Linked DNA regions of Homo sapiens: all the other regions are linked to region 2. Evidence: chromatin contacts called from ENCODE Hi-C or POLR2A ChIA-PET data. All regions are on one chromosome and are shown on one strand. The core of a region is the stretch at or near the end of the contact, and the rest is flanking DNA. Distances in the headings are between cores, read along the strand shown.

What was found. Hi-C counts contacts between places; a loop is a spot of excess contacts on that map. ChIA-PET counts read pairs that join two places held with the same protein, here RNA polymerase II (POLR2A). Pooled maps may share reads with other maps.
Region 1: a loop to region 2 is called in a map of B cell, with 14 times the contacts of the local background. The contact joins the promoter of TNFAIP8L1 here to the promoter of FZR1 in region 2. A Hi-C loop is called at or near these places in 2 of 168 maps with a recorded cell type or tissue (B cell and CD8-positive, alpha-beta T cell) and 8 of 50 pooled maps.
Region 3: a pooled map shows a loop between it and region 2 (8-fold over the local background). The contact joins the promoter of MYDGF here to the promoter of FZR1 in region 2. A Hi-C loop is called at or near these places in 2 of 50 pooled maps. POLR2A ChIA-PET finds 5 or more read pairs at or near these places in 2 of 52 experiments (GM10248 and naive thymus-derived CD8-positive, alpha-beta T cell).

Annotation. Positions count from the first base shown.
Region 1 is chr19:4,637,238-4,641,524 of GRCh38, forward strand. It overlaps TNFAIP8L1 (TNF alpha induced protein 8 like 1), which reads left to right and starts at 2,279. Exons shown (of 2, transcript NM_152362.3): 1 at 2,279-2,392. RefSeq lists silencers at 1,800-1,879, 1,940-2,379 and an enhancer at 2,280-3,279.
Region 2 is chr19:3,504,812-3,509,073 of GRCh38, forward strand. FZR1 (fizzy and cell division cycle 20 related 1) reads left to right here and starts at 1,500. Exons shown (of 14, transcript NM_016263.4): 1 at 1,500-1,663. RefSeq lists enhancers at 875-924, 975-1,234, 2,045-2,254 and a silencer at 1,555-1,704.
Region 3 is chr19:4,668,641-4,672,939 of GRCh38, forward strand. MYDGF (myeloid derived growth factor) reads right to left here and starts at 1,702. Exons shown (of 6, transcript NM_019107.4): 1 at 1,521-1,702; 2 at 1-5. The coding sequence starts at 1,694. RefSeq lists a silencer at 1,702-2,091.

The DNA of each region.
Region 1 (4,287 bases), core at 1,029-3,528, 1.1 Mb after region 2:
GTTGAGACTGCAGTAAGCTGTGACTGCACCACTGCATTCCAGCCTGGGTGACAAATCGAGACCCTGTCTAAAAAAAAAGAAAGAAAGAAAAAAGGTGAAATCATGCTAGGCTCAGATGCCTCCAGTCCTCCTGCCCTGATGGGGAGACCCCCTTGATGCTGGGGTTGCGAGAGGAGCTGTACACACCACACCAAAGTCAGACCTAATCAGGTCCTAATCCCATCTCTGCCTCATCTGGCTGTGTGGCCTGGAACCTATCCCTTCCTCCCTCTGGGGTTCCATTTCGTCATCTGTGAAATGGGACAGTCACTCCTGACTCTACCACCTTGTGCCTGTGTGACCTCAGGCAAGTTACTTCCTCTCTCTGGGCCTCAGTCTCCTCCTCCAAAATGAAATAAGAAGGTGTTTTGTTTTGTTTCTTGAAACAGAGTCTCGCTCTGTCGTCCAGGCTGGAGTGCAGTGGCGCGATCTCGGCTCACTGCAACCTCTGCCTCCTGGGTTCAAGTGATTCTCGTGCCTTAGTCTCCCAAGTAGCTGGGACTACAGGCGTGCACCACCACTCCTGGCTAATTTTTTCATATTTTTGCTTTATTTTTTATTTTTTGAGATGGACTCTTGCTTTGTAGCCCAGGCTGGAGTGCAGTGCCGCGATCTCGGCTCACTGCAATCTCTGCCTCTGGGGTTCAAGCAATTCTAGCACCTCAGCCTCCCGAGTAGCTGGGACTACAGGCGTGCACCACCACGACCAGCTAATTTTTTTTTTTTGTATGTTTTATTTTTTGAGATGGAATTTTGCTCTGTCGCCCCGGCTGGAGTGCAGTGGCCCGATCTTGGCTCACTGCAACCTCTGCCTCCAGAGTTCAAGCGATTCCCCTGCCTCAGCCTCCTGAGTAGCTGGGATTACAGGCATGTGCCACCACACCCGGCTAATTTTTGTATTTTTAGTAGAGACGGGGTTCCACGATGTTGTCCAGGCTGGTCTCAAACTCCTGACCTCAGGTGATCCGCCCACCTCGGCCTCCCAAAGTGCTGGGATTACAGGGGTGAGCCACCGGGCCCAGCCAATGAGATATTTAACTTACTTTTGCCTCCTGAGGCCTGTGCCTCGGTCTTCCTGAATCCCGTGTGCAGGTCAGGACACACAACAGGCCCTCAACAATTTGTTGTCTGGCTTCCTGGAGGAAGAAGCAGCGAGGTTGCTATGGGCTCCCTAGGCCCTAGCTGCAACCGGGACCCAGAGTTGGGCTGCAGGGCGGAAATGGTGCTGCAGGGGACCTGGGAGCAGCTCCAGGGCCTGGTTCCCAGGACTCACAGCTGCATCCTCCCCGGGGGACCCCAGCTGGCGCTGCGCAGCCGGGAGGCTCCTGTGTGTCCTGCAGGCTCATTCCTACGGAAATCGAGGCTGGACCTGGGGATCCTCTGATGAGGTCTCCAGGAGCCCTCCACCTCACCCCAAAGATTCATCTATAGCCCCACAACCCTGGGTTAGATTCATCCCTTCTTGTGGCACAGAACTCTGTATTTTTAAAATTTTAACTTATTTTGATCTTCTTCTTTTTCTTTCTTTCTTTTTTTTTTTTTTTTTGTAGAGACAGGGTCTCCCTAGGTTGCCCAGGCTGGTTTCAAACTCCTGGGCTCAAGGGATCCTCCTGCCTTGGCCTCCCAAAGTGCTGGGATTCCAGGCGTGAGGCACCACACCTAGTTGGAATCTGCATTTTAAAATGGACTCTCAGATCTTTCTGACGCGAAGGGTTCCCCGAGGCCGTACTTTGAGAAACACGCTTCTGCCGAAATTCCTATTACCCAGGCGGGTAAACTAGCCCCAGAAGGAGGAAGGGGCCCGTGCAGAACCACGTGGTTGGTCTGTTTTGCCTTTTGGCTCTCTGGTCTCTTCCTGTTGGTGTCTCTGTGCCTCCCTCCCCAGGTTCTCTGTCTGTCTCGTACTCTTATCTCTTCCCTTTTCTGTGGCCGGCACCCCCACGACGGCCTCGCCCCCGCATCCGGGCCCCTTCGCGATTCCGGAGGAATCCCCCAGAGCCGCCTGACCCCGCCCCCAGGCTCCGCCCCTTCCCCCCACTTCCCCCCCGTCGCAGTGCCCTGCTCCCATTGGCCTTTTCGTACATTGCCCGCCCTGTCATTGGCTAATCCGGAGCGCTCGGCCCGCCCCCCAGGCCTGGCAACTCTCCGGTCCCTTCCGCGCGGGCGGGGCGAGTGGAGGGCGTGGCCTGCCGAGGGGCGAGGCGAGTGGAGGGCGGGGCCGCGCTGCCCGCCCCGCCCCGGCCCCGGCCCCGGCTCCGGCGCTGCTCCCACCGCCGCGGCAACGGCCCCGGCCCACGGAGGCGGCTGGACGGACCCCCGACGGTTGGACGTACGGACTCTGCTTCGAGAGTAGGTGAGCGAGCAGTGCCGGGGCGCCCCCCATTTCAGCGCATCTCGGGGGCCACCTGGCCGCCCTCTGTCTCTCCCGCCCCTTAATGCTTCTGCACCCCACCGCCTGTCCGTCTACATTCCTGCCTCAGTTTCCGTCTGTCTCTCTGTCACTCTCGCTGTATAGGTTAGGGGGAGACAGATTGAGTCTCAATTGCCCCCCTTGGCGTGGGGCTCTGCTCTGGGACCAGCACCCCCATCCCCCATGTGGACTCTAGTGGACTCTGCCCCCTTTAACTGTAGGGCCGCAGGTGCTCAGGCCAGATTCCAGAACCCTGAGGGCATTCCAGGCGGTGGGCAGCTGGGCCAGCCGTGCGGAGGTGGGCATGACTGTAGCTTCTAGCTAAACCAGGCATCGGTCCAGGCATCGGTGGCGGGGAGCCAGGCCTAGGCCAGCCCGGGCCCACCCAGACTGGCCCCTAATGAGCTCCCAAGTGGCCTGTGGGGACTTGGCCTCAGTTTTGCCAGCTGTGAACTGGGACCGTCGCTGCTAAGGTAATTGGCAGGTGATCTGAAGGACACCTGCCGCCTCCTGGCCTTTTCTGTGAAGTCGAACTAGGCCCATTTCCTGGGATGGGAAACTAAGGCCTAGAAAGAGGCCAATGCTTCCAATGTTTGTCCAGGGAAGTGGGGACAGAGGCAGGACAGAATCTGTTTTCTCTGCATCCTCACATTTCCCAGCACCTTCTCTATGGAGGGGGGAAGGGCTGGTGGAGGAGCAGCCCCAGGTGTAAACAGGCCGCCAGAGTTTATTTCCTGAGCCAGTCCCAGCTCAGCTGGAGGCGATGAACGCCTTGGGAGGCCCCAGGGGGGCCAGCCCAGTGGTGGCGGAGCTTGGACCAATCTAGGTTTGAGCTCTGCCACCCGCATGATATCTTGAACCAGTTTTTCAATTCTGCGGAGCCTCAGTTTCCTCATCTGTAAAACAGGAGTGGGTCGTAACTCCCCAAGTTGAGGGCTGCTGGGGGATCAGATGCAGGAATACAGGCCCTGCTCATAACCTGCCTGACTCTCGCTGTGGCTCTGCCCCAGTCACACTGGCCTCCTCCTGTTTCTCCAACACCCCAGGCGAGGTCCTCTCTCAGGGCCTTTGCATGGGCTGTGCCCTCTGCCACTACGGCAGGTCCGAGGGCGCCAACTTTGAAACATAACAAGCTCCCTGGATGGGCCGGACCCAGGACCTGCACAGGCAAGGGCTGGGAGGGGCAGAGGAGGGGCCGCTCAGGGACGCTGTACCTATGGAAACCGTGAACAAAGGGCTGTCTCCAGCCACACAAACACCTGGGTGAATCGGGCACTGGCCAGAGGCTGGAGCAGCCTGGGATACAGGTGGTGGGTGAGTGCCTGGACCCCTGCAGGGAATATGGGGCCGGGGGGGGGACTTGAACCCTGCTCCAATGGTGGGGTGGCTCTGCAGACGGGTGCAGGTCTGAGGCCCCGCGGTACGGCCCCTCCCACTGTGTGGCCTTGGACCGACGGTCAGGTGCCCCCAGAGCCTCAGTTTCCTCATCCCCGTTCCCCCAGGGGTCAGCCCAGGTGGGTGAGGGGTCTTTTGATTGCTTGACAATTCAGTATGGTGGGTTCCGGAGGCCTCAGTGTCCCTGTCTGTCCAATGGGGCCACGAAAGGGTGCCTTGAGGACAAAACTCCAGCCGTTGACAGGGGAACACTCCTCCCAGAGAGACGTCAACGCTAAAAAATGACTCACACTTGCCCAGGTACAGCTCAGGTGTTACAGACGGGGAGCAGGGCAAGGAGGCAGAGCGAGAGGCAGGAACGGCCCAGTTCCACAGCATGCCTGCCCCTTCCCAGCATCTCCCGACACCCCTCAGCAGATGACCTCCCTGGAATCACACCCGCT
Region 2 (4,262 bases), core at 250-2,749:
CCACTTCCTGTCTCTATGGATTTGCTTATCTGGACATTTCGTATCAATGGAATCACTCACTATGTGGTCTTTTGTATCTGGCTTCTTTCACTGGGCATGATGCTTTCGAGGTTCATCCAATCTGTAGCCTGTGTCCGAGCCTCATTGCCTCATATTGCAAAACACCGTGTCATTGTATGAATGGAGCATTTTCCCTTCATCTGTGGATGTACATTTGGGTTGTGTGCACTTTGTGGATGTTATGAATAAAGCTGCTATGCACATAGGTGTGTGAGTTTTTGCGTGGATGTTACATGTTTGTTTCTCTTGGGTAGATACCTAGGAGTGTTACTGCTGTGTCATGTGGCAATTCTATGTTTAACCTTTTTTTTTTTTTTTTTTTTTTTGAGACTGAGTCTTGCCCTGTTGCCTAGGCTGGAGTACAATGGTGCGATCTTGGCTCACTGCAACCTTTGCCTCCCGGGTTCAAGCAATTCTCCTGCCTCAGTCTCCCCAGTAGCTGGGATTACAGGCGCCTGCCACGATGCTTGGCTAATTTTTCGTATTTTTAGTAGAGACGGGGTTTCACTATGTTGGCCAGGCTGGTCTCGAACTCCTGACCTCAGGTGATCCACCCACCTCCACCTCCCAAAGTGCTGTGATTACAGGCGTGAGCCACCGCGCCCGGCCCATAATTTTTTTAAAAACCTGTTTTTTGTTTTTTTTTTCAAGACGTAGTGTTGCTCTGTCACCCTGGCTGAAGTGCAGTGGCGCAATCTCGGCTCATTGCAACCTCTGCCTCCTGGGTTCAAGGGATTCTTCTGCCTCAACCTCCCGAGTAGCTGGGATTAACTCCGTACCTCAGGTGATCCGCCCGCCTCGGCCTCCCAAAGTGCCGGGATTACAGGCTTGAGCCACCGCACCTGGCCTAAAAACCTGTTTTGTTCCCTGCTGTCTCACTGGGGCCTGGAGGAGCAGCACTTAGGAGCGCAATGCAGGTTTGTTGAATAAATTAATGACTCTCAGCAGTGACGTTTGTACGTTCGGGACACGCACCTGGTGTTGGGTCCCATCTGCGCTCATTAGGCGCGACGTCAATGCCGCACTGAGGTGTGCCTGGCTTCGATCTACCCTAGGAAGGGTCTGCCCTGGGGCGCCCCATTCCGCGACTGTCCCCAGTGGGAACCACGCCCTCCATCTACCAGAGCCATTTCTGCAACGTCTAGCACCCCGCGGGTCCTCTTCCGGCCGCGGTTGCCCTGGGCAACGCGTGGAGCCGCGCTTCCTGTATTGATTTGAATCGCGGGAGACGTCACGTCCTCCCGAGATGCCCAACGCGCGCAGGCGCAGCCACTCGGAGTGGGCAGGGCCTGGCTGGGTGTTGGGCAGGGCCTGGCGGTGTGTGGGGTAGGCGGGGGGCGTGGCCGCGATTAGCCGCGCGCGGCGTGGGGGCGTGGTCGGGTTGCGGGGGTGCGCGCGGCCGGCCGGGCGCGCGCGGCGGAGGGAGGGAGCCGGGAGGCAGCGGAGGAGCGACCGCCGCCATATTAGGGACCGCGGAGCCCGGGATCCCGTCAGCGGCGGCCGCGGCCGGGCCTGCGGGAGCTGCGGAGGCCGGAGGCGGGCGCTGTGCGGTGCCAGGAGAGGCGGGGTCGGCGGGAGCCAGCGAGCCACGGGAGCGAGCCAGGTGAGGCGGCCGGGGTCGGGGACCCGCCCCCCGGGCCCTAGGCGGCGGAGCTTGACTGCGACCCCCCAAAACCGGGACGGCGGGGCGGGCTGCGACCCCCACCCCAGCTCAGGCCCCTCCAGGAGCCCCCAGTCCCCTCGAATGCCGCCTCCCAGGCCGAACTAGGCCCGGGTGACCTCAGCATCCGCGTCTCCCGAGTTAACACCCAAATCCCAGCGTCCCCCCCACGTCGGGGCCTGCCGTGACCCCCACCCCGAGCCACCTGTAAGTCGTGACCTCCCCGCAGCCGCCGTCAGCGTCCACCATTCTTTTTAAAATAGGCTGAGCCCTGCACCCCCAACCAGGGGACCCCACTGCGCACCCCTAGAACAGCAGACCCCGCCTCCTAACCCGGGTGATTTCTCCCTGGCCTGTCATCCCCGGGACTTCCCAGTTCAGACCCTCCCAGCTTGGGTCCTGCCCACACGAAGCCGCCCCCCATCGCTGAGCCTGTGGTGTGCGATGGCTCGCCCAGGCCGCAACCAGCCCCTCGCCCCAGTAAAATGCAGTCCCAGCCCGGGACACCCGGAAACCTGTGTCTGTGGTCACTGTTGTGTCCACCAGTCCCCGCAGGCACGGGTTGAGTGCATGGATGTCCCCGTCTCACCTCATCTCGCTGATTTCTGCTCCCCCACCCTCCCAGCGTGCCCCCTACCAGCCCCCATTCCCCCGAAATCCAGCTCTCCCACCAAAGCCTCAGACGAGCTATCCGTGCACAAGCCCCTCCCTCCTCCGAACTGAACCTCCGTCCTGCGTCCTGCCCCGTGTCTTCTCCAAACGCAAGCCTGGCCATCTCGGATCCCCAGAATATGGAGTGTGCCCCCCATTCAGAGCCGTTTTACCCCTACTCAAACCTGTGACACCCCCTCCCCCTCTTCCACCGTCCAGACCTGTCTCCACCCCACGTCCTGAGACCCCCGATATGCAGATGTTCAGCCTAAATCTGTTTTGTCTTTTCCCCTGTTTTCTCCACCCCAAACTCATCCTCTGGTTCAGGGCGTCTCTCTGGTTCCGATTCCCCCGCCCCGCCCCAGTCTACCGGGCGATGACCTCATGCCTCTCCGTGGTGAGGCCCCCACCCCAACCTATGTGCTTTGAAGGAGGGTGATTTACCTAAGGGAAAACCATCCACCAAGGACACACACCACCAGCATGAGGGCAGCCTGCGGGGACTTTGAAGTGAAGGCGGAGTGGTCTCTCTCGGGGTGGGGGTGGGGATAGAAGCTGACGGCATCACCTAGGTTTGGTCCCCGGAGTGGATGTGTCGGGGGCCGTCTGTCATGCGGAATTCCGCGTGGGCCTCCTCCTGTGTCAGGGGCCCGTGTGTTTTGGCGACACCCGATTGTCATTTCCTTCGGAATCCCAAGTGGAGGCAGGTGTGCTGGCCACTGGCCGCTGCCCGGCGCCTTGAGCAGCGAGCGGAGTTGGGTTGCAGAGGGTTTTGCTAAGGGAGCAGACACTTACTCAAAGGCAAGCCCGGTGCTTTACTGGGGAGGGGTATCTTGGCAAGGTGGTACCCGCCAGTTTGCCCCTGTGACTTGCTTCCCAGGTCAAATTTCAGAACCTGTGCCCTGGCTGCAGGCAGTGGTGGGGGTAGGGGTTGGGGTGGGGCTTTGGGGTTTGGAGGAGGAGTTTCTAGAAACAGACAAGCCGGATTGGTCTTCAAGGTGGGGCTACATTGATTTTCTTTTTTTTTTTTTTTTTTTTTGAGATGGAGTTTCGCTCTGGGCTGAAGTCCAGTGGCGCGATCTCGGCTCACCGCAACCTCTGCCTCCCAGGTTCAAGTGATTCTCCTGCCTCAGCCTCCTGAGTAGCTGGGATTACAGGTGTGCGCACCACGCCCGGCTATTTTTGTATTTTAAGTAGAGACAGGTTTTCACCATGTTGGCCAGGCTGGTCTCCAACTCCTGACCTCAGGCGATCTGCCCGCCTCGAGGCCTCCCAAAGTGCTGTGATTACAGGCGTGCGCCACCGCGCTCGGCCTTACGTTGATTTTCAAACCACTTACTGTTTAATGGGGTTTCTGGTAGAGGGGTTTTGTAGACTGAGAACTTCTGGGTTTGGGAGTCCCAGAATGGAATTGGTTCTGAGGACCTTTTGCTTGGTGTCATTTAGAGGGGAGAGGATGGAAAGTCTGTGTGTGTAGGGCCGCTCCCGGGGACTCCAGGCAGAGGTGAAGATCCAGGGGCTTGGTCTTCTAGGAACTCAGCGCTGTCACTCCTTTCTCCTGGCGCAAAGCTCTCCACTGCCCAATTCTGTCCCCAGGGGACATTTGGCAGTATTTGAGCCAGGCATGCTGCTCAGTGCCCCCACTGTGCCCAGAACGGCCCAGTACAGAAAGCAGCCTGTCCCCAATGTCTGGACTGTGAGCCCCGTGAGGGCAGTGAGTGTGCCTGCCTGGTCCCCGCTCCGCCTCCGGCCTGCTCAGTGCCCTGGGCTGTGTGCTTGCCCACAGCGGGCCCCCTGTTGGCACTGCCACAGGGACCTGGGCACCTACCAGCAGGAAAGGGAGTGTTTGACCTCATCTCTCTTCTGCCCCCGACACCTCCCTGTGGTCACC
Region 3 (4,299 bases), core at 452-2,951, 1.2 Mb after region 2:
TTGTCCTAGAGAATGGAAGGAAAAAAAAGGTTTGGTAGAAGGAAATTTTTATTTTGTTTAAGAGACGGGGTCTTGCTGTCACCCAAGCTGGAGTGCAGGGGCACAATGACAGCTCACTGCAGCCTCGAACTCCCAGGTTTGAGTAATCCTCTTGCCTCAGCCTCTCAAGTAACTGAGACAATAGGTACGCAACCACCACACCCGACTAATTTTTTTTTTTTTTTTTGAAGCAGAGTCTTGTTCTGTCGCCCAGGCTGAAGTGGGATGATCTCAGCTCACTGCAACTTCTGCCTCCCGGGTTCAAACGATTCTCCTGCCTCAGCCTCCTGAGTACTTGGGATTACAGGCACCTGCTACCACACCTGGCTAATTTTTCGTATTTTTGTAGAGATGGGTTTTGCCATGGGACCTGGACAAGTGAAAACTTTTCTGAGCCTCTAGTTTCTCTCTGTTTCTCTTTTTTATGTGAAGCATTTTCTCATCTGTAACTTGGGCCTAACATATAAAGGACTTGGCATCACACCTAACTATAAGGAAGTAGTCAACAAACTGGCCTGGCACAGTGGCTCACGCCTGTAATCCCATCACTTTGGGAGGCCGAGGTGGGCGGGTCACCTGCGGTCAGGAGTTCAAGACCAGCCTGGCTAACATGGTGAAATCCCATCTGTACTAAAAATACAAAGATTAGTAGTCCCAGCTACTTGGGAGGCTGCGGCAGGAGAATGGCATGAACCTGGGAGGCAGAGGTTGCAGTGAGCCAAGATCGCGCCACTGCACTCCAGCCTGGGCGACAGAGTGAGGCTCCATCTCAAACAACAACAACAACAATTATCCGGGTGTGGTGGCACACGTCTGTAATCCCAGGTACTGGGGAGGCTGAGGCAGAAGAATTGCTTGAACCCAGAAGGCTAAGGATGCAGTGAGCCGAGATCCCGCCACTGCACGCAAGTCTAAAAAGAAATAGTCAAAAAACAGTAAAGATACTGTTATTACAGGCGGGGAAAGGGAGGCTGAGAGGGGAAAGGACTTTGCCGACAAGCTGAGTACAGGGCTGAGGGCCCGGCCTCACACCCTCGGTGAGGGGGGACCTTGTGCAATGGAAGGAAGGAGCACTTCCTCCCTCTTCGGAGCTGCAGCGACTGATTTCCTTCAGGCCCAGGAGGGCAGATGCCCTTTAGCCTCCTGCCGCTCCCATCACTGACCCCTCCCCACCTCTGCGTCTGGAGGGCAGGGGTGCCTGGACACTCCAGGCAGGCGACAGGTGACAGGTGATCACGCCCCCTCAACGCCGCCGGGGCCCACAAGGCCCCGCTCCCTATGAGTTCAGTCCTGCCCCAGTGATGACCCCGGCCTCACGGTCCCGCGCCCCCCACTCAGCCTCCGACCCTAACAATCCGCACCCCTTCTTCAGTACCCACCTCCGCGGTCCGCGCCCCCTCCTCGGGCCCCGCCCCCAATGCTCCGCGCCCCCTCCCCGGGCCTGCCAGCACTCAAATATCCGGGACGGCGGTGGCACGTACCCCCGGGCCCACGTTATGGGAGAAGGAATGCACGACGCCGCCGGGCCGCACGTCAAACGCCACCGTCGTGGGCTCGGACACCGCCTCCGCCGGCCTCAGCGCCACGGCCCCTAGGAGCAGCGCGGCCCACAAGCTCGCGCCGACGCCGTTCCACCCTCCGCTGGGCGCCGCCATGTTGGACTAGGGTCCTCAGGGCAGGGGCGGGTAGACGGGGCGCGGCGAGGGACACGTGGAGCGTCCGCCGGAGGCCACGTCGGCGTCGGCTGTCCACGTGACCCGGCACGCCCCGCCCTGTCCACCGCCCGGGGCCACCATCTTGGGGGCGGGACTTTGTCGAGGGGGCGGGACTTTTGCCGAGGGGGCGGGGCCGCCGAGGGGGCGGGGCCGCCGAGGGGGCGGCCTCGTACCCTAGGGACCCTGCGTAGCCCGGCGATCCTTGGAGGGTCCCTCAGGTGGTAATGGAGTTCGTTTTGGGGTCTCAGGGTCCCTCACCAGCCGTGTGACTGACTGCAGCTCTTTCAGTTAGGAGATGTACAGGGAGTGAGGGAAATCGAAGGTCACCATTAGGCGAACTTCTCATAATCGTTGCAGCCAAGATGTGTGTGCATCGATATTCAAAATTAGCAGAGGGAAAGTAGGATGAGAAGCAGGATGCTTGCTTTTGTTTCCCTCTTGTTGCCCAGGCTGGAGGGCAGTGGCGCGATCTCGGCTCACTGCACTCTCCGCCTCCCAGGTTCAAGTGATGCACCTGCCTCAGCCTCCCGAGTAGCTGGGACTACAGGTGTTCACCACCACCCCTGGCTAATTTTTGTATTTTTAGTAGAGACAGGTTTTCACCATGTTGGCCAGGCTGGTCTTGAGCTCCTGACCCCAAGTGATCCGCCTGCCTCGGCCTTCCAAAGTGCTGGGATTACAGGTGTGAGTCATCACGCTCGATCAGTCTGTGTATTTGTTAATAGGATTATGTGGGTGTTCACTTCCTGGCTTTGATAACCTGGCTTGTCCTAGGGGTTACAGACGATGTTCACATTAGGGGGAGTTGGATGAAGCGTATTAGGAAACCCTACAGTTTCTGCAGATTTTCTGGGAGGCAAAAATTATTTCAAAATAAAAAGTTAAAAAGAAAATAATCCCTACCTCAAGGAGTTGTTGGGAGGAGTAAGTGAGGGAATTAAGTTCCCACACCGGGACGAATGAACTGAGAATTATATATTGTAGCTATTGCTATCATTAGATCCCAGGTTTTCAACTAGAGAAGGAAGTCATTCTTTGGTTACAAATGGCTTAACATTTCAAGAAAACACCAGTGGCCAGGCCTGGGGGGTCAATAATTAAGCTGGTGTTTCTAGTCCTTCCCAACTGGCAAAAAACAGAATCCAGAGAGAAAACGTCATAGATGACTCCTAAGATGGGTTATAATTCACCCTTTGAGGAATTAAATCACTCTACTCCATAGCTACGGAGGGTGGTGAGCCCCAGGGAGGTGAGAAGGATCCCCGTGGAGGCTGACTCCTCTGCCAATGACAGAAGTCCAAGCCAGTTGCCTTTCTGCAGTGGCAGCCTGTTCTAAATTGGGATACCTGCTTGCGTTAGGAAATTTATTGGCCGGGCGTGATACTTCATGCCTGTAATTCCAACCCTTCGGGAGGCCAAGGTGGGTGGATTGCTTGACCTCAGGAGTTCTAGACCATTCTGGGCAACATAGTGAGACCCCATTCCTATATATATATTCATATATTCACATATGTGAATATATATATTCATATATTCACATATGTGAATATATATATTCATATATTCACATATGTGAATATATATATTCATATATTCACATATGTGAATATATATATTCATATATTCACATATGTGAATATATATTCATATATTCACATATGTGAATATATATTCATATATTCATATATACTTATATATTCATATATTCATATATACTTATATATTCATATATATGAATATATATTCATATATTCATATATATGAATATATATTCATATATTCATATATACTTATATATATATTCATATATTCATATATACTTATATATATTCATATATTCATATATATGAATATATATTCATATATATGAATATATATATTAATATATTCATATATATATACTTATATTCATATATTCATATATATACTTATATTCATATATTCATATATATACTTATATTCATATATTCATATATATACTTATATATATTCATATATTCATATATATACTTATATATATTCATATATTCACATATATACTTATATATATTCATATATTCATATATATACTTATATATATATATATTTAAAGATATTTTAAGATTATTTTTTAAAGATAGCCGGACATGGTGGTGGGCGCCTGTAATCCCAGCTACCTGGGAGGCTGGGGCAGGAGAATCTTTTGAACCCAGGAGGCATAGGTTACGGTGAGCTGAGATCATGCCACTGCACTCCAGCCTGGGTCCCAGAGCAAGACTCCGTCTTAATAAATAAAGAAATAAACAAACAAATCTCTTCCTCCATGCAGCTGTCTGTTCTGGACCCATGAGACACTGTCTCCATAAACTGGACAAGCACAGAGCAGCCCTGTTCCTTAGGTGAGTGACACAGCACGGTTCCACTGATGGAGTCCCCATTACCTTACCACGGTGTTCAACTTTCAGCCTGTCACCATGAAGGATTCGATGCATGGCCGAGCTCTGCGGCTAACAAGGAATTTCAGTTGTGAGCTGTTGGGAGTCTGCTACGGAACCCAGGCAGGTTG